Regions from separate parts of the Homo sapiens genome. Here region 1 is linked to region 2. A link is an interaction called in ENCODE POLR2A ChIA-PET data of the cell type or tissue named here. Cell type or tissue: Panc1. All regions are shown on one strand. Links, peaks and the distances in the headings refer to the core of each region. The heading gives the core; the rest is flanking DNA. Region 1 overlaps TPST1 (tyrosylprotein sulfotransferase 1). Region 2 overlaps TPST1 (tyrosylprotein sulfotransferase 1).

Region 1 (10,444 bases), core at 866-8,865, 60 kb before region 2:
TTACCCAGTATGGTATTAGTTGGAATATTCCTACTACAGCCCAGAAACCCAATTCAAGTAATACAGTCAAAAAGGGAAATGTTTCCTGGAACTGTGGCAAGGGCAGAGCTGGAAATGATCTTCATGGGCAACCAGAACCAGGACCTCAACCCCTGCCAGACACTCCCTTGACCTCTTTGGCTCTGCTTCTCTCGATGGGTTGGCTTTATTCCCTTACACACTGAGGAACACGACCCCATTTGCAGTGAACACACGGTAATAGAATAACTGAGTACAAGTATGTCAAACACATAACAAGAAGTCCAGACATGAGGTGGATGGACAGTCCTAAGCCCAGAAATCAAGGGAAGCCTCTGCCCTAATCTTCCTTCTGTCACCTTCAGTGTGTTATTGATGATAACTTCTCTTAGGATCACAAAGTGGCTGCAGCAGGGCTAAGCATAATGTTCTTTCACAGCAATGTTCAAAAGCAGGAAGGAAAGAGTAAGCTCTTTTCACACAATTCTTTATTTTCTCAGAAAGCTAAATCTCTCCCAGAAAATCCCTAGCAAACATCTCCTTATCCAGACCTAAGAATGATTAACTGAGAGTCTAACACCTTTAAAGGTCTGCTAGAAACATTTATCACTGGCTACTATCCATTCTTTCTGAGGGCTGCTGCCTGTGAGAGTTCAAGACTACCTTTGCTAGCCAGGCAAAGGTGGTCTTCTCTTCCTCCCATAACCTGTTTTGCCACCATAACTTGTTTGGCCATGATCCAAGCCCCTATTCTTTCTGTATCTCAGGGTGGTACAAAAGTGTCAATCATCTAGCCATTTGAGTTTTTTTTTTAAAAGAATTGTATAACTCCCATGCACACATGTGCACATAAAATTTGTAAGCTCTTTTTTTCCCTGTTAAAAAAAAATCTCCTTATGTATCACTGGCTACAAAAAAATGGTCAAGTGGTCATTCCACCCACAAGAGTATATGGGAAAATGAATATCTGGCATTTTTATCTACCTTTTTTGGTTTTTTAAAGGAATAGTCTTTACTAACAGGGAAAAAGGAACAAGCAGTCAGCAGTGTCTAACGCTTCCAGCAACAGTTCCTGTGCCTTATATCCAGTGGCCCTCCCTACCAGAGAGAAACCACCTTTCTTCCCTTGGTACCATTTCACAGTCCCAGGGAAAGACCTTTATTTGCCTGTGTTGGGTCAGGTTCCTACTCCTGAACCAACCTGCTGTGACCCTCAGAGGGCTAGGGTCATTGTGCTAGATTTTGCCCATTTGTACTTGCAGAAACCTAGGAAGTGTGTAGCAATGAATCCTAAGAATGTTAGACCAGACAAGAAGGAATGTAACGTTGGACTTGGTCAAATTTATCAATATATGAGTACATTAACCAGATATTTTGGATGCAGTATATTGGCTTGAGTAATCAGGGAATAACTCTAACAATTTCCTCACCTGGTTGGCCAAAACCTGGATCCATCAGTGGCTTACATTAAATGAAGCTTAGATGCCAGAACCTCCTTGGTATACTGTAAATAAAAGTTGTTCAAGCCAGGTGCAGTGGCTCATGCCTGTAATCCCAGCACTTTGGGAGGCCAAGGTGGGTGGATCACCTGAGGTCAGGAGTTCCAAGACCAGCCTGACCAACATGGTGAAACCCTGTCTCTACTAAAAATACAAAAATTAGCTGGGCATGGTGTCGGGCACCTGTAATCCCAGCTACTGAGGAGACTGAGCAGGAGAAGTGCTTGAACCCGGAAGGCAGAGGTTGCAATGAGCTGAGACAGTGCCATTGCACTCCAGCTTGGGCAACAGGAGCAAAACTCAGTCTCAAAATAAAATTTATTCAAAAGGTTAGAAAATAAGGAATACTGGGGTGTATTTAATACGTATGACTGATCTGTTCACTGATCTCCTAACTACATCCCAGGAATGTCTAGAGAACTCACTCCTTTACCAAGCCTTTGAGAAATACATTGGTGAAGGGGGCAACAACATCCCTAAAAAGCTCTTTAGTGCTTGTTCGCTGCAGGCTAGAAATAACAATGGGAAAGGCTGTCAGAGAAATAGATTCCCTGAACCCAAGGGAAGGATGAAAAGATCTCTGAGTCACAGCAGCCAACTGGTGACGCTTCATGACAGAAACAATGGGCACATGGCTATACTTTATAAGCACACGCAGAGGTAGAGTAGGAAAAGAGAATGGTGTGAGCTGTAGAGATCTCTGGTGGTGGCTGATTGGTGATGGTGTCCCTAGGACTAACAGAGATGGGTAGCATACTAAAGCCATACCTCAGGGGTTACATTAGAGCTGCCTCTCTCTACCAAAATATTACACCAAAAGTAATACTGCATTCCTAGAGGAACTGCAGAGATTAGTATCGCCAACAAAAACTTAAGATACAGGATGATACTTCATGAGTGATGTGTGGAGGTATGGCAGGCCCTAGAGGTAAATCACAGTATAGAACCCTAGGATTTTAGAGCAAAGCTATGCTAACTTCTGGAGATCATTACTCTCCCTTTTGAGAAAGAGCCCTTGCTTGCTACTAGGATTTAGTAAGGACTGAACACTTTACCACTGGCTACCAAGTTGCCCAAGTCGCTTAGGCTGCTCATCATACACTCGAAGCAGTGTACATGACTGCACATTTTGTGTCAAAGGAGTGATGGCTATAAATACGAATCCACACTGATTTGTGGTCAGCAGCAGATGGTTTGACTGGAAATTCAGAAACTTAGAATAAGGTTGGGAAACTTGTGGTAAGATATAGAAAAGAGCTATGTCAATAAACTATTCTCAAACAGGACAAAGTGTGAGGGTATTTGTGTCCCATGTAAATGATGACCAATGTATAATCTCAGCAGAGGAGGCTCTCAATAACCAAGTGGACAAAATGACTCATTATTTTATCAGCCACTGTTTCCCTTGCTCAGAACGCTAATGAACAAAGTTCATATCCTACTGTGAGAGCAACAGGAATGAAGGTCATGCATGTGCTCAGTGACACAGGCTTCCACCTGTCAAGGCTGACCTGGCAACAATCATGGCTAAGTGTCCAACCTGCCAACAGGAGAGGCCAACAATGGTGCCCCAATAAAGCGCTGCTCCCAGGGGGTCTGGGCAGCCATCTGTAGCAGGATGATCACACTGGACCGCTTCCATCTAAAAAGGACACTGCTTTTACTCAATGAAGATTTCCTTCTCTGCCCACAACATTTCTGTCAAAAACCAGCATCCTTTCCCTTACAAAATATCTTATTCACCATAATGGCATTCTAAACAGTACTGCTTCTGGTCAAGTACTTCATTTTAAAGTGAATGAAGTGGGCCGGGCGCAGTGGCTCACACCTGTAATCCCAGCACTTTGGGAGGCCGAGGCGGGCGGATCACGAAGTCAAGAGATCGAGACCATCCTGGCTAACACGGTGAAACCCCGTCTCTACTAAAAATACAAAAAAACTAGCCGGGCGTGGTGGCAGACGCCTGTAGTCCCAGCTACTCAGGAGGCTGAGGCAGGAGAATGGCATGAACCCGGGAGGCGGACCTTGCAGTGAGCCGAGATCTCATCACTGCAGACAGAGCGAGACTCCATCTAAAAAAAAAAAGTGAATGAAGTGGAGTTTTGGTTCCATTATGGTGAGGTTAAGCCACCTACATCCCATAAAGTTGTTCCTCCCTCTAATTACAACTATAAAGTTTGAGCAAACTTTTAAAAAATAACTACCTTGGGCCAGGCGCGGTGGCTCACACCTGTAATCCCAGCACTGTGGGGAGGCTGAAGTGGGTGGGACACCTGAGGTCAGGAGTTCAAGACCAGCCTGGCCAACATGGTGAAACCCTGTCTCTACTAAAAATACCAAAAATTAGCCGTGCATGGTGGCGGCTGCCCGTAATCCCAAGCTACTCAGGAGGCTGAGGCAAAAGAGTCGCTTCAACCCGGGAGGGGGAGGTTTCAGTGAGACAAGATTGTGCCACTGCACTCCAGCCTGGGCACCAAGAGTGAAACTCCATCTCAAAACACAGCAAAACAAAACAAAACAAAAAACTATATGAGGATCTGGAAAGTAAATAAAAGCAGGCAGATTGTGGAGGGAAGTAAAAAGTTGGAGAAGTGACCTTACAGGGTGAGTTTTCTGTTTGTTTATTTTTTTCTCATCAAGTTTTTCCTTGAGGGTGGGACAGCTTCAGTCACTAAGCAGCACACGTAGGTGGCTAAAACTCTGATAGGAATTGTTTTCTTTCTGGTCAGAGCAAGCAGGGAAAGGAGCCAAAGAAAGACAGGGAGTCAGAGCAAACTCCTGGAGCAGAAACAGCAGGTGAAGGAGCTCTCCACTTTTATGTATGCACCTACACGGGTCTCACCTTAACCTCTGAATCACACATGCACAGGACAAACCCAAACCAGTTTAGCAAAGGCTTTGCTTTGATAACTGAATTGGGATTTGAATCACTGCCTGCAAAAGGCAAAACAATGTATAATCCAGCCTACCTGAGTTGATTGCCTGCTAAAACAAAAGTAAATGCATTCACAAGAGTATTATAAAGGAACCCAGAGTCTATACAAGATAACAGTCTTTATGTCCAGAGAGAGAGAGAGAGAGACGTGCACACTCCAGCCAGTCCAGTGCTGTAATCTTATATAATATAATCATGCAATCACATATCTCCCATCGCCTTTGTTGTATTCTATTCGTTCCAAGCAAGTCACAGGTCCTGTCCACATTCAGGTGGAGGGAATCACTAACAGGTGTGGACAGAGGCGGAATCAAGGGGTCATCACATGAGGAATAGAAAAGTTATCACTATCAATTTGACAAAGATTAGAAGGACTCTAAGAAAATACTGCAGCTTCCTGCCAACAAATTTGACAACTTAAGTGAAATGGCCAAATTACTTTAAAAAATACAATTTATCAAAATTGATACAAGAACAAGAAAATCGAAATAGCCCTATATTCACTAAATATTATCAAAATCCTTCCCCAAAAGAAAACTCGCAGCAGCTGTGGGCTCTCCCAGTTTACAGGTCTTAATCCTCAAGGGAGAAGTGCTTCTTTGGGGGAGACACAACATTATTTCCACTGAACAGAGAGCTGAGACTGTTAACTCAGCACTTCTTGCTCCTCATGCCACTTAGCCAAAGACAAGTAAGGCAGGTACTATAATAGCTAGGCTGATTGATCCCGATTATCAAGGAAGAACCAAGTTTAAAATACACAATGGGAAAAAAATACTCAATGGAAGAAGGAAAGAAATTGCCTGGAACCTAGGATTTTCTATTACACTTGTTTATTATGGAAAGTTAACGGGATATTAGAGCAAAACAATATGGCCATTTATTGGTACATACACCCCAGAATGAAGGTTTAGGCCACCCCACCAGGCAAAGAACAAAGACCATCTGAGGTGACTACTGAGGACCAAAGGAACATGGAATGGCTAGAGGAAGAAAGAAATGACAGATACCTGCCATGATCACATGAAAGGTACAGAAAATGAGAACTACAATAGTTTGGCAGATATTCTTCTTTGCTTTGATATGAATATATACTGAATATATTAACGAATTCTTTTTTCCACTTTTCCCTGTCTAATAATACTCTCTAATATAAGGTGTATTGACTCTGGCTGGGCACGGTGGTTCATGCCTATAATCCTAACACGTTGAGAGGCTAAGGCAACAGGATTGCTTGAGGCCAGGAGTTCAAGAGCAGCCTGGGCAACACAGTGATACCTCTTGTCTCTACAAAAAGTTAAAAATAAAAAAAATTTAGCTAGGTGTGGTGGTGCACACCTATAGTCAAGAAGCTAAGGCAGGCGGATCGCTTGGGCCCAGGAGATTCTGGATGCAGTGAGCTATGATGGCGCCACTGCACTGCAGCCTGGGTGACAGAACAAGACCTTGCCAAGAAAAAAAAAAAAAGGAAATGGCTAACTCTGTATCTCAGTATATGTAAGTTTTAGGATATCAAAGAGGGGATGTGACTCAGCTAGTGGAATACATTCATATCAGCCAGAAATGTACAAAGCACAATATGAAATACAGCATCTCCTCTTTGAGGGAGTGCTTAGCATGTTTTCAGTTTGCTAAGCGATAGTTACAACATGTTAAGCAGAGCATTTAGCTTTATCTGGCAGTTAAATATGGTTTAAGTAGGTGTGTATGTAAGCCAGGCTGGCAAAGGAATGGCCTATGCTGGATGGTCAACTGGCACCACCACCACTGTTGTCTAGGACAGAAAATTAAGTCTCCCAGAATTCCTTTCCCTGTGTGGTTCTGGGTCAGAGGCTTCTGTGAGTTTTAGAAGGTGGAAATGAAGTAGAAGCCATTATTTTTAAGAGGTCAGGGCAGTCAGATGCAGTCGCTCCACTGGCCTCTCCTAAAGCTCCACTTTATCCCCGTGGCAGTCTTCACAGACCTTTCCTTGGGATCCCACACTGAGTCCTACTTTGGCAGCGAGAGGCAGTTTCCTAGCACTTCTCTGCCCTCTCTAGAGCTGCAGGTTTCAGTCATCAGTGCCTATTCCTCTGGTCTTCCAACTGTAGCTGTATCCAGCTCATTCCCTACTCCTATTGTAAACAACGTGTCCAGTATACAATAAAAAACGTGCAGACCTTCACTTCTCTAGTCCTCCCATATTTGCACAGGCCTTAATTACTATATTAAACCCCTCACTCCTATAACACTTAACAGTGGCTCAATGTTTCCCTGACTGAGCCCAGACTGATACATAGTCATAAAGTGCTGCCACAACCTCTGGGGCTTTGCCTCTGGGTAATGGAGCATTTCTCACCTACGGCAGAATCCTTGTGAGCTGAGCCGTAACTCCAAGAGCCTCATATCTGAATATCCCTTTTCTTGGTTCCTGGCATATTCTTTTTCTACGTGTAAGGTTTATTTTGCTAATAAGAATCATTTTATTGAGCATCAAGTAATTGTCAAGTATTACTGGCACTCAGGCTACAAAATGCAAATGATATCTTTGTCCTTGAAAAGTCTTTACTTATTTATTTTTTTAAAAAACTACATATACAAGCCAGGTGCAGTGACTCACGCCTGTAATCCCAGCACTTTGAGAGGCCAAGGTGAGCAGATCGCCTGAGGTCAGCAGCTTCAGACCAGCCTGGGCAACTTGGTGAAACCCTGTCACTACTAAAAATATAAAAATTAGCCAGGCATGGTGGCATGCACCTGTAACACCAGCTACTCTAGGGGCTGAGGTGGGAGAATTGCTTGAACCCAGGAGGCGGGGGTTGCAGTGAGCAGAGATCGCACCACTGAACTCCAGCCTGGGTGACAGAATGAGACTCCGTTTCAAAATAAATTAATACATACATACATACATACATACACACACAGCTGTTTTTCTAAATACAAATGGTAAAACATAACACTGACCATATCTTAAGAGATGCTCCCATATCATTACTTTTAAAACTATCTTATTCTGTTGAAGGGATGCATAGTCTTTTTTTTTTCAGACCAGAAAGTTGTTACTTTAACTAAACAAAGACTATAGCAACACTTTGAACTATATTAACATTTTCAGATGAAGGCATGTCTGGCATGTCCTTAGTTTAAAAGCAGCAGCATATAATATAAATCATCACAATATAATGTGAAAGTACACAAGTAAAGGTAGGTACATTGTAGCAGGAGGATCTGTGGCACAGAAGAGGTGTCATGTGAGTTGAGTTTTAAAGGACAAAGTTGTAAGATGAGAAGAAGGACAATCAAGGCAGAAGGAACAAAGGTATGGAGGTATACAATGTGCTGTGGGAATGAAAGGGAGGCACTGTGGTGTGGTTAAAAGAATAAAAAGAGATGAGGTTGAAAAGGAAGGTTGAAAGCAGAAGGCAAAGAATCTTAATGCCATCATTCTAAAGCATTCCAACCTGGTTTGAATGCAGCTGATCCCAAAAGACCACTGCTCTCATCAAAACAAGAAAACACCAGATAAACTAAACTTCATACTTTTCTGTAAAGCCATGAAAAAGCAGTAAATGAATGCCAAGAAGTCTAACTGAGCCAATTTCTGGAGAAGGATGAGTTCTTCACAGAGAAACAAAAGCCTGTTTCTAGCTACCTTGAATCAATTGCCTGTCTGGGTACAAGTGGGCAGAAAAGGAGGTCTCCCATAGGTGGAAAGATTTTGCTGAAACAAGCCAAACTTTTAGTGAGACTGTGGACTGGTATGATTAATTAGAATCTGAAAGAGTCCCAAGTGTAAAAACAAATCTCTTGACCTGACAATTACATGTAATACTACAAGAGAATCTTAGTAAGTGCTGGTGGGAGCACAGTGAGAGACAGAAAGAGATCTCCCAATGCTGTGTGGTGCTTGGGTTCCAGGGCCCTGCTATAGTTGCAATCCAGAGGTAAAGTAAATTAATTTAATCTTCAACCCAACTGCCTCCCAGCTGCAATCTTGCTAAAATCAAAGAAATGAACCCCTCGTCTAAATGATATAGAAAGCTAAGGTTGGGCTAAAAGTCAAATTTCCTTAATCTCATTTGAATCCAGAGGCAAACTGAAATCAATTAAAGCTACTGCTCAGCCCCAGCTCAGCTTGATTCACTGTCAAATTTGAGTGATCACCTTAGCTACCTGCTGGAGGAAAGAACTGCTCTCTTTAACAAAAATAAAACAAAAAGTATTACCTAGTTCATTCTCTACCCCTCTGTTATACAAAAGGTCCAGTATGCAGTTAAAACTTCTAAGACATGTGAAGAAGCAAATGAGTACAGGCATACCTCATTTCATTGTGCTTTGCAGATGTTGTGTTTTTTACAAATTGAAGGTGTGTGGTAATCCTGTGGTGAGCAAGTCTGTTGGTGACATTTTTCCAACAACATGCACTCCCTTCATGTCTCTTTATGACACTGTGGTAATTCTTGCAATATTTGAAGCTTCTTCATTATTGTATCTGTTACGGTGATGTGCGATCAGAGATCTTTGATGTTACCATGTAATTGTTTTGGGGTGCCACGATCCTAAGCCCATATAACATAATTAACTTAATCAATGTTGTGTATGTTCTGACTGCTACACCAACTGGCTGTTTGTTCCCCCATCTCTCTCCCTCTCCTTGGGCCTCCCTGTTCCTGTGACACATTGATATTGAAAAAAGGCCGATTAATAATCCAACAATGGGCTCTAAGTGTCCAAATGAAAGGAATAGTCGCATATCTCTCACTTTAAGTCAGAAGCTAGAAACAATCAAGCTTAGTGAGGAAGGTATGTTGAAAGCCAAGATAAGCTGAAAGCCAGGCCTCTTCCATCAAATAGTCAAGTTGTGAATACAAAGGAAAAGTTCTTGAAGTAAATTCAAGTGCTACTCCAATGAACACACAAGTGGTAAGAAAGTGAGAGTCTTACTGTAGACATGGCAAAAGTTTTAGTGGACTAGACAGATAAAGCCAGCCATGACATTCCCTTAAGCCAAAGCCTAATCCAGAGCAAGGCCCTAATTCTCTTCAATTTTATAAAGGCTGTGAGAGGAAAAGTTGGAGGCTAGTAGAGGTTGTTTGTTTATGAAGATTAAGGAAAGAAGCTATCTCCATAACATAAAAATGCAATTTTCAGCCCACTGTTGAGACCTATTGCTTAGGAAAAAAGATTTCTCACAAAATACTATTGCTCGTTGACAATGCACCTTGTCACCCATGAGTTCTGATAGAGATATACAAGGAGATGAATGCTGTTTTCATGCTTGCTAACACAGTATCCATTCTGTAGTCCATGGATCAAGGAGTAATTTCTACTGTCAAGTTGGTTTTGTTTTTTGTTTTTTTTTTTGAGATGGAGTCTCGCTCTGTCACCCAGGCTGGAGTGCAGTGGCATAATCTTGGCTCACTGCAACCTCTCCCTCCCCGGTTCAAGCGATTCTCTTGCCTCAGCCTCTTGAGTGGCTGGGATTACACACATGCGCCACCACACCCAGCTAATTTTTGTATTTTTAGTAGAGATGGAGTTTCGCCATGTTGGCCAGGCTGGTCTTGAACTCCTGACCTCAGGTGATCCATCCACCTTGGCCTCCCAAAGTGCTGGGATTACAGGTTTAAGACACTGCACCTGGCCCTGTCAAGATTATTATTTAAGAAATACATTTCTTAAGACTATAGCTGCCATAGATACCAACTCCTCTGATGGATTTGCACAAAGTCAACTGCAAACCTTCTGGAAAGGGTTCATCATTTTAGATGCCATTAAGAACATTCGTAATTCATGGGAGGAGGTCAAAATTTCAATGTTAACAGGAATTTGGAAGAATCAGACAGATGACATTGAGAGGTTCAAGACTTCAGTGGAGGAAGGAACTGCAGATGTGGTAGAAATAGCAAAAGAACTATAACTAGAAGTGAGCCTGAAGATGTGGTTGAATTGCTACAATCTTATGATTGAACTTGAATGAATGAGTTGCTTCTTAAGAATGAGCAGAGAAAGT
Region 2 (10,444 bases), core at 1,570-9,569:
GAGAGGGAGGGGAACAGTGCATAAGCGTTCGACAATAAAAATAACATACTAATAAGTACCACTTTGAACAATTTCTATGTGCCAGGTGCTATTCTAAAGGCTTTGTAGTAATTTAATTCTCACAACTCTATAAATACTACTTACCATCATCTGCAATCGGTATTATTATCATCCTTATTATTATAATAATAAAGACAACAGGTAACATTTTCAACCTCTCATTATATACCAGGCACTTGGCTAAGGGCTTTATAGTCATTCTAACTAAATCCTCACGACAACCCTATGGATAGTTATTATTATCATCCTTAATGGATACTATTTCAGTAAGCCTTTATCCACAGTTTCAGGTAGTTCTCTGCAGTCAACTGTGGTCTGAAAACATTAAATGGGAAACTCCAGAAATAAACAACTCATAAGTTTTAAATTGCATGTCATTCTCAGTAGCATGATGAAATCTAACATTGTCTCACTCTGTCTAGACTGGGATGTAAATCATCCCTTTGTTCAACACGTCCATGCAATGTACACTCACTACCCACCATTAGTCACTTAGTAGCCCTCTGTTATCAGATGGACTGTAGCAGTATCGCAGTGCTTACGTTGAAGTAACTCTTGTTTAACTTAATCATGGCCATAAAGCTCAAAAGTAGTAATACTGGCATATTGTTATAATTGTTCTACTTTATAATTAGTTACTGCTGTTAATCTTACTGTGCTTGATTTATAAATTAACCACAGGTATATATGCACAGGAAAAAACATAGTATATATAGGGCTCGGTACCATCAGTGGGGTTTCGGGCATCCACTGGGGTCTTGGAACATATCATCTGCAGATAAGGGGGATCTAACATATTATCATTCCCATTTCCAGGATAAGAAAACTAAAGGAAAGATGAGATAACCAAGACTAGACAAAACCAAATAACTCACTCAAGGTCACATAATCAATAAAGGACAGTGCTAGGATTTGAACCTATGTCTGTCTGACTCTAAAACGTGTGCTTAGCCACTGTCACACTGTTTTAGTTTGTCTTCATAAATGCTGTAAGTATATACAACAAGAGCTAAAAGTATAGATGAAGACAAAGACCTGAGTCCACAGCCTGGCTCTACCATCTTCCAACTGTGGGACGGAGGACAAGCTCCTCAACTTCTGGGAGCCTCAAGTCCCTCATCTATAAAATTAAGATGTTTAAGGCACCTATGGGTGAGTGTGAAAGGGTAAATATAAAAACTAAATGAGATAAGGCACACAGAGAGCTCAGCATACTGCCTGGCACATAACAAATGTTCAGTAGATGTTGGATGGTATCATTACCATCATCACCATCTTCCCTGTTTTATAGATAAGAAAATGGAGACACGGAGAGAGATAGTATTTGATGCAATGTTACAAAACCAGTTAGTGTCAATGAAAGACTTTAAACAAAGTCTAGCCAGCTTCAAAGTATCAACCCTTTTCCATTTGCCAAGTGTCTCATGAAAGCATAGGAAGTACATCCCAGACAGAGGGGGGCCTTGGAGAGATCTTCCTTAGGGAAAGGAAACCTGAACTAAATCTTGAAATACAACCATGAGTTGGTCAGATGAAGAAATGAAGTGAGAGAAAGGTGTTGCAGGCACAGGAAACAACACATTCAAAGGAACTGATTAAATAAATGGTGTGGCAATAATTGTAGCTACAATTATTTCAGTGTGGCTGCAGCCCAGGCTGTAGGGGCAAGAAAGTCTGAGTCCACAAATGAAGCAAACAAAACGTAGCATGATTTTAAGCAGTGGTTCTCAAAGTGAAATCAGGCCAGGAACATTAGCATCACCGGGAAACCTGTTAGAAGCGCAAGTTCTTGGGCCTATCCCAGACCTCCTGAATCAGAAATTTTAGGTCTTTTAAAGGTTCTGTATGTGATTGTGATGAATGGTTGATGTTTGAAAACATGATTTTCAGCAATGAGGAAATGTAAGGATGTTTTCAAAAACAATGAAATAATTCTTCATTAGACAGGTAATTCAGAAAAGGACCAAGGAGGAACCATGAATTCATGTATAATATCTGGATGGGTACCAACCATAATTCCCTTGATGTGCTTGGCTTTTCTTTGACAGTAGTTAATCAATGTAATAGGTTACTCTACTTAAAGATCCAATTTGCCCTACACTTCATCTTGGCAAAATACTCTGAACTAGGCTTACATTTTAAATCTTAAAAAAAAAAAAGAATTTTTTTAAAAAAAACAGGAATCTTCTAAGTTTTATACCTCATTATGGACTGAATGTTTGTGTCCCCCCAAATTCATGTTAAAACCTAATCACCAATGTGACTGTATTAGGAGATGGGAACTTGGGAAGTGTCCTTATTAGTGCACTTACAAAAGAGGCCAGGGAGAGATTCTTCACCTCCTTTACCATGTGAGGACACAAGGTGCCATCTATGAACCAGACAGCAGGCCCTTACTAGATGCTGAATCCATCAGTGCCTGATCTTGGACATCCCAGCCTCCAAAACTGCGAGAAATCAACTTCTGTGTTTGTAAGAACCCAGTTTGTGGTATTTTGTTATAGCAGCCCAAATGGACTAAGACATACCCTAAAATGCCTATTAAAACTAAATGTTTTGAGCCAGGCACGGTGGCTCACGCCTATAATCCCAGCACTTTGGGAGGCCGAGGCAGGCGGATCATGAGGTCAGGAGATCAAGGCCATCCTGGCTAACATGGTGAAACCCCATCTCTATTAAAAACACACACACAAAAAAAAAATTAGCTGGGTGTGGTGGCACGCACCTGCAATCCCAGCTACTCAGGAAGCTGAGGCAGAAGAGTCACTTGAACTCGTGAGGCAGAGGTTGCAGTGAGCCGAGATCATGCCATTGCACTCCAGCCCAGAAGACAGTGCGAGACTCTGTCTCAAAAAAAAAAAAAAAAAACACTAAATGTTTTTATAAACCAATATAATCCCAATTAAAAGTGTATCAGTTTTGTAAATTTTACACATTACAATCAATGTTTTTCTTTTAAAAACAAAATTGTAGTTTTGCAATTCCATGAGCTTCACTTCAGTTTTCTTTGTTAAATCCAACCAAAATTAAATGCTGCCTAAAGGAGGGCCACTTCACTTCCAAGTACATCATCTACCAAGGTTCCGAACAAGATTTCACTTGAAAAAAAGGGTGCTCCACTAATAAGAGAAGTCTGAAGGCAACTGGCTTAAAATTCAATATCTTTAGCTTAAAATATAAGGCCCTCCAAAGCCTGGTCCGCATCATTTCTCTCAAACCTTGTTTCACACTACTTCCTGCCTGGAAATGAACTCTCTAGCAAAAAACACCACATTGTTACTCATCTTTGTTAAGGTGTTCATATTGTAACTTCTCAATGATTATTTCCTGATTTGGTTTTGTTTTACTTATTTTTCAAAAATATATTTTTCAAAAATATATTCACCTATGGGAAACAAACACCATGTTCTAGGTCCAGGTGGGACTAAGCTTAGCTGACTTCCATTATATGGTCAAGAGGGTAGGGTCCATAGGTCAGGCATAACAGGGCGTAGTTGTTCCTTAGGTCCTTTTGAGGCCCTGGGTTGGGCCAGGAGTGAAGCCACAAGGAGTCCTCCATACTACCTCTTCCCTTTGAATTCTGTAAACCACAGTTAGGCACAGGCTTCTCCCAGGAGTAACATTTCTTGGGTGGCTCATTGGCTAAGGAAAAGGAAAGACATTCTGGACAGTCAAGGAAGAACTACAGCGCCTTAACCATGGGTCACCCAGGGAGCACAATATTCCCTAAGTCAAAACTAAATGCGCTTCCCTTTATCTGTTGATCATCTTGGATGGCTGCCACAACAAATAATTATCTGACTAAAATGTCATACCAAGCTTGAGGAAACCCTTCTTTAGGGCTCAGTTTCATGACACATTGCCCAAGATGACCTCTCTGAACACCTCAGACTGGGTTAGGCACCTCTCCTTGGTTTTCCATAGTTCTTTGTTGTTGTTGTTGTTGTTCAGAGTTTTGCTCTGTCACCCAGGCTGGAGTGCAGTGGCACGACCTCAGCTCACTGGAACCTCCACCTCCCAGGTTCAAGTGATTCTCCTGCCTCAGCCTCCCGAGTAGCTGGGTTTACAGGCATGGGCCACCACCCCTGGCTAATTTTTGTATTTTTAGTAGAGATGGGGTTTCACCATGTTGGTCAGGCTGGTCTTGAACTACTGCCCTCAGGTGATCTGCCCACCCCAGCCTCCCAAAGTGCTGGGATTACAGGTGTGAGCCACTGTGCCTGGCCTCTTTTTGTTTGTTTTTAATTATTCACCAATGAAGAAGCAGTGGTGACCATAGTTCTTAACCCTGCATTATATATGAATCTAAGTCTTCTATTAGATCATATGTTCCTTTAAGGCAAAGACCTTTTATCTCAAGGAGCTAACACAGTGTCTGGCACATAGTAGGTGCTCAATAATGTAGCAGAGACTACTATCTGCCTATCCCAATATCCAATTGATTTTTCTTAGTAAAAGGAACCCCAGTTATGGCCAGTGAAAAGCAAGAAGTACTACCTGGAAGCTTCTAAGAAATATCCTCAAAAAATACTAAACGCCATTTGTTTTACACACATCCACCCCTGCTGTGCTGCTTAGAATGTAGATGAAATGACTGGCGCTCCAACTTGGATCCTGGGGATGATGGAGACAAAAGCTGGAAGCAGCCTAAATGCCAGATGACTGCAAAGCTGACAAAGCAGCCCTGGTCTGCCTTCTACATAGTAGTCATTATTTGGAAATCTTTGTTATTTTGGATCTCTACTATTTGTAGAGAAATCTAATCAAACTAATAAATGATCTGATATCCAACTTCTAATTTTTGCTACCAATTGCTATATTCTCCAAGAAAAGTACAAATGTTGCCTTATTAATTCATGTTCTGGTTCTGCTTCTTCTCAATCTTTCCCTGACACACTTTGAAATGCAATGTTTCATCAGCTCTCTGATTTCCTTTCACAGCCCATTTTACTCTGTCACTTGTATCCCTTGTTTATTCAATTCCTCCTCTCCAGCTAAGATGTCTCAGTCACTTCTCTCTTCAATATAGCTTGTAAAAGGAGGCTGGGCATGGCAGCTCACAGCGGTAATCCCAGCACTTTGGGAGGCCATGGCAGGAAGACTGCTTGAGGCCAGGAGTTCGAATCCAGCCTGGGTAACACATAGTGAGACCCTGTCTCCACCAAAAAAAAAAAAAAAAAAAAAAAAAAAAATTAGCCAGGCATGATGGCATGCACCTGTAATCCCAGCTACTAACAGGAAGCTAAGGTGGGAAGATCATTTGAACCCAGGAGTTCAAGGCTGCAGTGAGCTACAATCTTGCCACTATACTCCAGCCTGGGTGATGGAGCAAGACCCTGTCTCCAAAAAAAAAACCAAAAAAGACACAACCCCAATAGCCCAATAGCATCCTTAGGCAGTGCCTTCACAAAGGAGAAGTTTTCACAAATAAACAGACTTGTTCTCTGATAGCTTCATGAAAACAAAAACAAAAACAAAACACCACATGTAATATTTATAAAATTCTTCTGGGATATTTCAGACTGAGCTAGTAGAGCTCAGGTGATCCTAATTTGCCTGCTGTTAATTTTCCATGCTATTAATGCTCATATCTTTGTGAATATGGTCTGTCATTCTCTTCACTTGCTCAAAATATTCTTGTTATCCTTAAATTTCAGAAGAATTTCAAGTGGCTATTGAGTTATCTTTCTGTTAATCCCATAAGACATAAGAATTTTAAGTTTCCAAACTGACAAAGATTCTTTGTGTGACCAAACTTCAGTCAGGCTCCTGAACCTTCTCCTAGGACCATCTGTGCACTTCTTTATAAAATCCAGTTTTAGCAAAGAACCCTGCTAAGGCAGTTTAGCAAGAACCTCCTACCCTTGATATCTAATCACTCTCAGGATCTGATCGGGTTTCTCATCCTCCACCACCCTCCAGGTGATGTCTGATCACCCCGGCCTGTCTTCAGTGAGAATCCTATCAGGTAAATTTAGCCAGAATGCCCCTGACCCCTGATGTTTCCTCGTAGTAATTTTCCATCCACTGACCCTCACCTTACTCTCTGGCTACAAATTCTCACTTGCCCATGCTGTATTCAGAGTTAAGTCCAATCTCTATTCCCCACTGCAAGACCCGACTGCAGTGGTCCCTGTACCTCCTGCAGTGGTGCTAAATAAACACTGCCTCATGCCTTAGCAGGTATCACTGAATAATTTTTTCTTTAACAAAACTAAATTTCACTTTCTATATTAAAAAGAAAGTTATGAATTTAATAAATTACTAATTATTCTTCCTACTTCCTCAAAAATGTCTCCATTTCCAAAAACCTTTTTACATTATTTTCACTCATTTATTCAGTCTTTCTTTGCTTTTGATCTGATTTAGAGGATTTTTTGTCTGCTTTACTTATTAGAAGCTGTAGGGTGTCAGTTTTCATGTTCTTATTTGTTCTCTTGTACTTATCACTACTATTATCTTTTTCATTCTAATTTATTTGTGTTTAATAGTTGCTATATTCTCTTTCTGCCCTAAGTGTAGATAAGAACTCGTCTCTGAATTGTAGTTGTGATTCCTGTACTTGTTGTCTAAGCGTCACTGTTACATTAATCTGCTTTTCTGGATTTGCTCTTTTGACCTAGCAAACTTGACTTTTATTTGTTCCACGTAATTTCATGGTATCATAATGAGTTTAATAACAGAAGTAACTGTACGCTCTTGTAACTTCCCAAAAGTTCCCTGATGGAGACAACTAAAATTCCACAAAAAATTCCACAAACCATGAGAAGAGGGCAACGTAAATAGCCTCAAACTTTACTTCTGCTTTCTTTTCAAGATACTTGAGCAGGAGCCTCTGACTTTTCTGTAACTGGAACAGCCCAGAGACGCAAGAGATGCCACCCTGACTGTAAATAACTGGAAATTTCTAAGCAAAGTAAAGGTTAACTCTCAAAAATTAACAAGATAAGAGGCAGAACTGTGAAGGTCTCCTGATATCTCTATTTTCAACAGCTTCTACAAGTATCCCTAGGCCATCTGGTGACATCTTCAAACCTTCAAGGCTGCCTAAATATTTAAGTATTGTAATACTAAGTAATACTGAACTAAGTATTAAAATATTTACTTTAAACAATTTTCGGCCAGGCGCGGTGGCTCACGCCTGTAATCCCAGCACTTTGGGAGGCCGAGGCAGGCAGATCACGAGGTCAGGAGATCGAGACCATCCTGGCTAACATGGCGAAACCCTGTCTCCACTAAAAATAAAAATAAAAAAATTAGCTGGGCGTGGTGGGGGGCACCTATAGTCCCACCTACTCAGGAGGCTGAGGCAGGAGAATGGCGTGAACCTGGGAGGCCGAGCTCGCAGTGAGCCGAGATCATGCCACTGCACTCCAGCCTGGGCGACAGAGCAAGACTCCGTCTCGAAGAAAAAAAAAAAAAAAAAAAAATTTCCCAGAATAAAAATGTTTAAATAAAACGAAAAGCACACAGGATGACTGACTGTGGGCAATAAATTCTTTATTATAATGAACATGGGATATTTACAACTTGGCACTATGTAATAATTTTGTATTTTCTGCCTTATTCCCCAAAAAGCAGTTTTTGAGAGTAGGGATTCAATCTTTAAAAAAGAAGTATGGCTGGCCAGGCATAGTGGCTCACACCTGTAACCCCAGTACTCTGGGAGGCTGAGGTACATGGATTGCCTGAACTCAGGAGTTTGAGACCAGTCTGGCCAACATGGGGCTCTACCAAAAATACAAAAAAAAAAAAAAAAAATTAGCTGGGCATGGTGATGCGTGCCTGTAATCCCAGCTACTCGGGAGGCTGAGATGGGAGGATCACCTGAGCCTGGGAGATGGAGGTTGCAGTGAGCAGAGATCATGCCACTGCACTCCAGCCTGGATGACACAGAGAGACTCCATCTCAAAAACAAAAGAAGGAAATATGGTCTAGTTTAGACTCACCTCAACCAAAGCAGCTCTTGTTTTATATTGGAATTCTGGGTAAGATTTTCTTTCAAAAAGGGGTTCAAATATTATTTTGCTTTTAAGTTTTAAAAAACAATTGTAGCCTACCAGAAAAGACTAAAATACCAAGTGTTGGTAAAGATGTGAGGCAACTAGAACATGTTCATTTACAGTACAGCCATACATGAATGATAGAGACACTTTGGAAAACTGTTAGAAAGTATCTGTTAAACACACACACACACACACAAACACACACACACACACACACACCCCTTGTCATCCAGCAATTCTATTCATTGGTATATACCTAAAAGAAATGAATGCTATATCCACCAAAAGTAATGTACAAGAACGTTCTTAGCAACTTTGATCCATAATAGCCCCAAACTAGAAAGACCCCAAATGCAAAAATCTTGGAATAAGCATGGTAGGTTCTACTCATGATTGTGACATGTTAATTTTTGAAAAAACATAGAGCCTTACAGGGCCTCCATTCCACATACTGAAATGCTAAGTAACATCTCTTTACTTTCTAAAATTCATTAATTCATAATATAATTTCTATGAATTTTCTTGGCCTTTATGTTTACCTTAAACATAGCAAGTATATACACAAAATGTTCTCTTCCTGATTAGCACCAAAATTTAACTTAAGCATATCTCTTTAATCCCTACTGAAGAGGCTGGTGGTCTAATGGCCTCCTTTTATATTAGCAGATGTAGGTGGCATCGGTGCCGGGCCAACATACAAGCACAAAGACTGAAATACCTAATACAGGTGATTAAAAATCAATTATAGTCTATTATCTGGAAATAATAATAAACTGCAATCAGAGTAGCCAGAGCTGAAATTTTCTTTGAATCAATAAAAACAACCTAGAGCCACTACAATGATGGTATGTCATAACTTATAATCAATAATTGAAAGCTTGGTACAGGCAGGCAGCTGTTCCTTTGAGATTATCTACATAAGAAATCTATTTACTATACAAGTTCTATACAGCAAAAAAAAATTAAGCAGATATTCCTTGGTGAAAGTAAGAAGGGCACACAAGGAAAGTATTTTTTACAGGTGTTATATATTACTTTGATAAAAAGTATATATAACACCTTTTATATTTCTTTTTATATATGTATATATAACACCTTATATATTTCTTTTTTACAGGTGTTATATATTACTTTGATAAAAGAAAAAAAACAAAAATAAAATTTAGTTATAGCCAACTCTTCTTCATGAAGAGATGCTACCTGAATTTAATAGTAGTTTCCATTTTTATATCCTCATTCCAGGTATATAAGTCATCAAGACAGGTTAGAGGGTATACTAGTTGTCACTTCATAAGAAAAGAAGCAAAATGCTAAAAATCATCATTTGAGAAGTTTTGAATCCAAGGAACTTCTTGTATGGATTAGGCTTCCAAATTTTGGAGATTCTCTAGCCTTTTGTAAAAAATAAGAGAGGTTATATCCTTCAGATGACAAAGGAAGCACAACACGTAGTAAAATGCCACGGAGAAAAGCACGACCTCATTGAGACCAAGGCACAGATTCGAATTCTGGCCTTGCCATCTAAATCTGAACAAATCGTTTTAATCTTACTGTGACTCAGTCTTCTTGTCCATAAAATGAAGAGATTAGGTTAGACGAAGCTTTTATTTTTCTCTACCACTAAAAATTTCAAAATGCTTATAATTCACTATGTGCTCATTAACATGATATATGCACTTCCTGATTTTAACCTTAATCCACACAAAAGCCAACTATCCTCATTAACAACAATATCTAGAAATTAGAAATCAGAAGCCACTAAAACTGAATGATTGGCATTAAGGTCTGAGACCCTGAAGAAGGCTTTTCACCGCCTGTAAGGTGGGTTTGTATCCATCAAACAAATAAAGAGGGCCACGATATATAAATGAAAAAATGAAGTATAAATAAGTGAACATCTGTAATAAACTAGTAGAGAATTAATAAAAAAAGAAACCTCATCAATGAAGCTGTATCTGTTCCAGAAAAGGTCTTCAGTTTCTATATATACACACAGGAACATACACACATATATACATAAAACACATACATACATATGTATAGATCATTATTAGCTAAATATAGAGTCAAAATAAAAAACGTATCTTCTACTCACTTTGACAGAGACACTCCCCCAGCTTTCCCAATCATCTCTTCATGGTGCAATACTGAGTGGTTCCATGGAATCTGGAGGAACTTTAAGAGTGTTCTCATCCACCGTTCAGGATGTAAGACAAGTTGTTCATAGTGAACCAACATGCACTTTTTATAACCAACCTCCATACACTGGTTATACATGGTCTCTATAGCACGATTCCACTTTGTCAAACAGTCCCTATAGCTGTTCAGATCAAATCCAGCTATAGTAACTTTTCGAGAAATCATTGAATGTACTGATG

What was found. ChIA-PET counts read pairs that join two places held together with the same protein. Peaks named below come from ENCODE experiments on the same cell type or tissue, not always from the same donor. Only the 100,000 strongest peaks of a DNase experiment are listed, where the experiment ranks them.
Region 1: POLR2A ChIA-PET joins it to region 2 with 11 read pairs; 4 of 35 experiments call an interaction of 5 or more read pairs at or near these places.

The regions. Positions count from the first base shown.
Region 1 is chr7:66,300,297-66,310,740 of GRCh38, reverse strand. All of the region lies in intron 3 of TPST1 (tyrosylprotein sulfotransferase 1), which reads right to left. Among named protein-coding and RNA genes, the nearest start is that of LINC00174, 95 kb to the left of the region's middle. In Panc1, for the core only: no CTCF peak of the experiment used is centred there; DNase peaks (open chromatin) are centred at 2,746 and 2,910; H3K27ac peaks cover 259 bases.
Region 2 is chr7:66,240,988-66,251,431 of GRCh38, reverse strand. It overlaps TPST1 (tyrosylprotein sulfotransferase 1), which reads right to left. Exons shown (of 6, transcript NM_003596.4): 2 at 10,162-10,444. Among named protein-coding and RNA genes, the nearest start is that of TPST1, 41 kb to the right of the region's middle. In Panc1, for the core only: no CTCF peak of the experiment used is centred there; no DNase peak of the experiment used is centred there.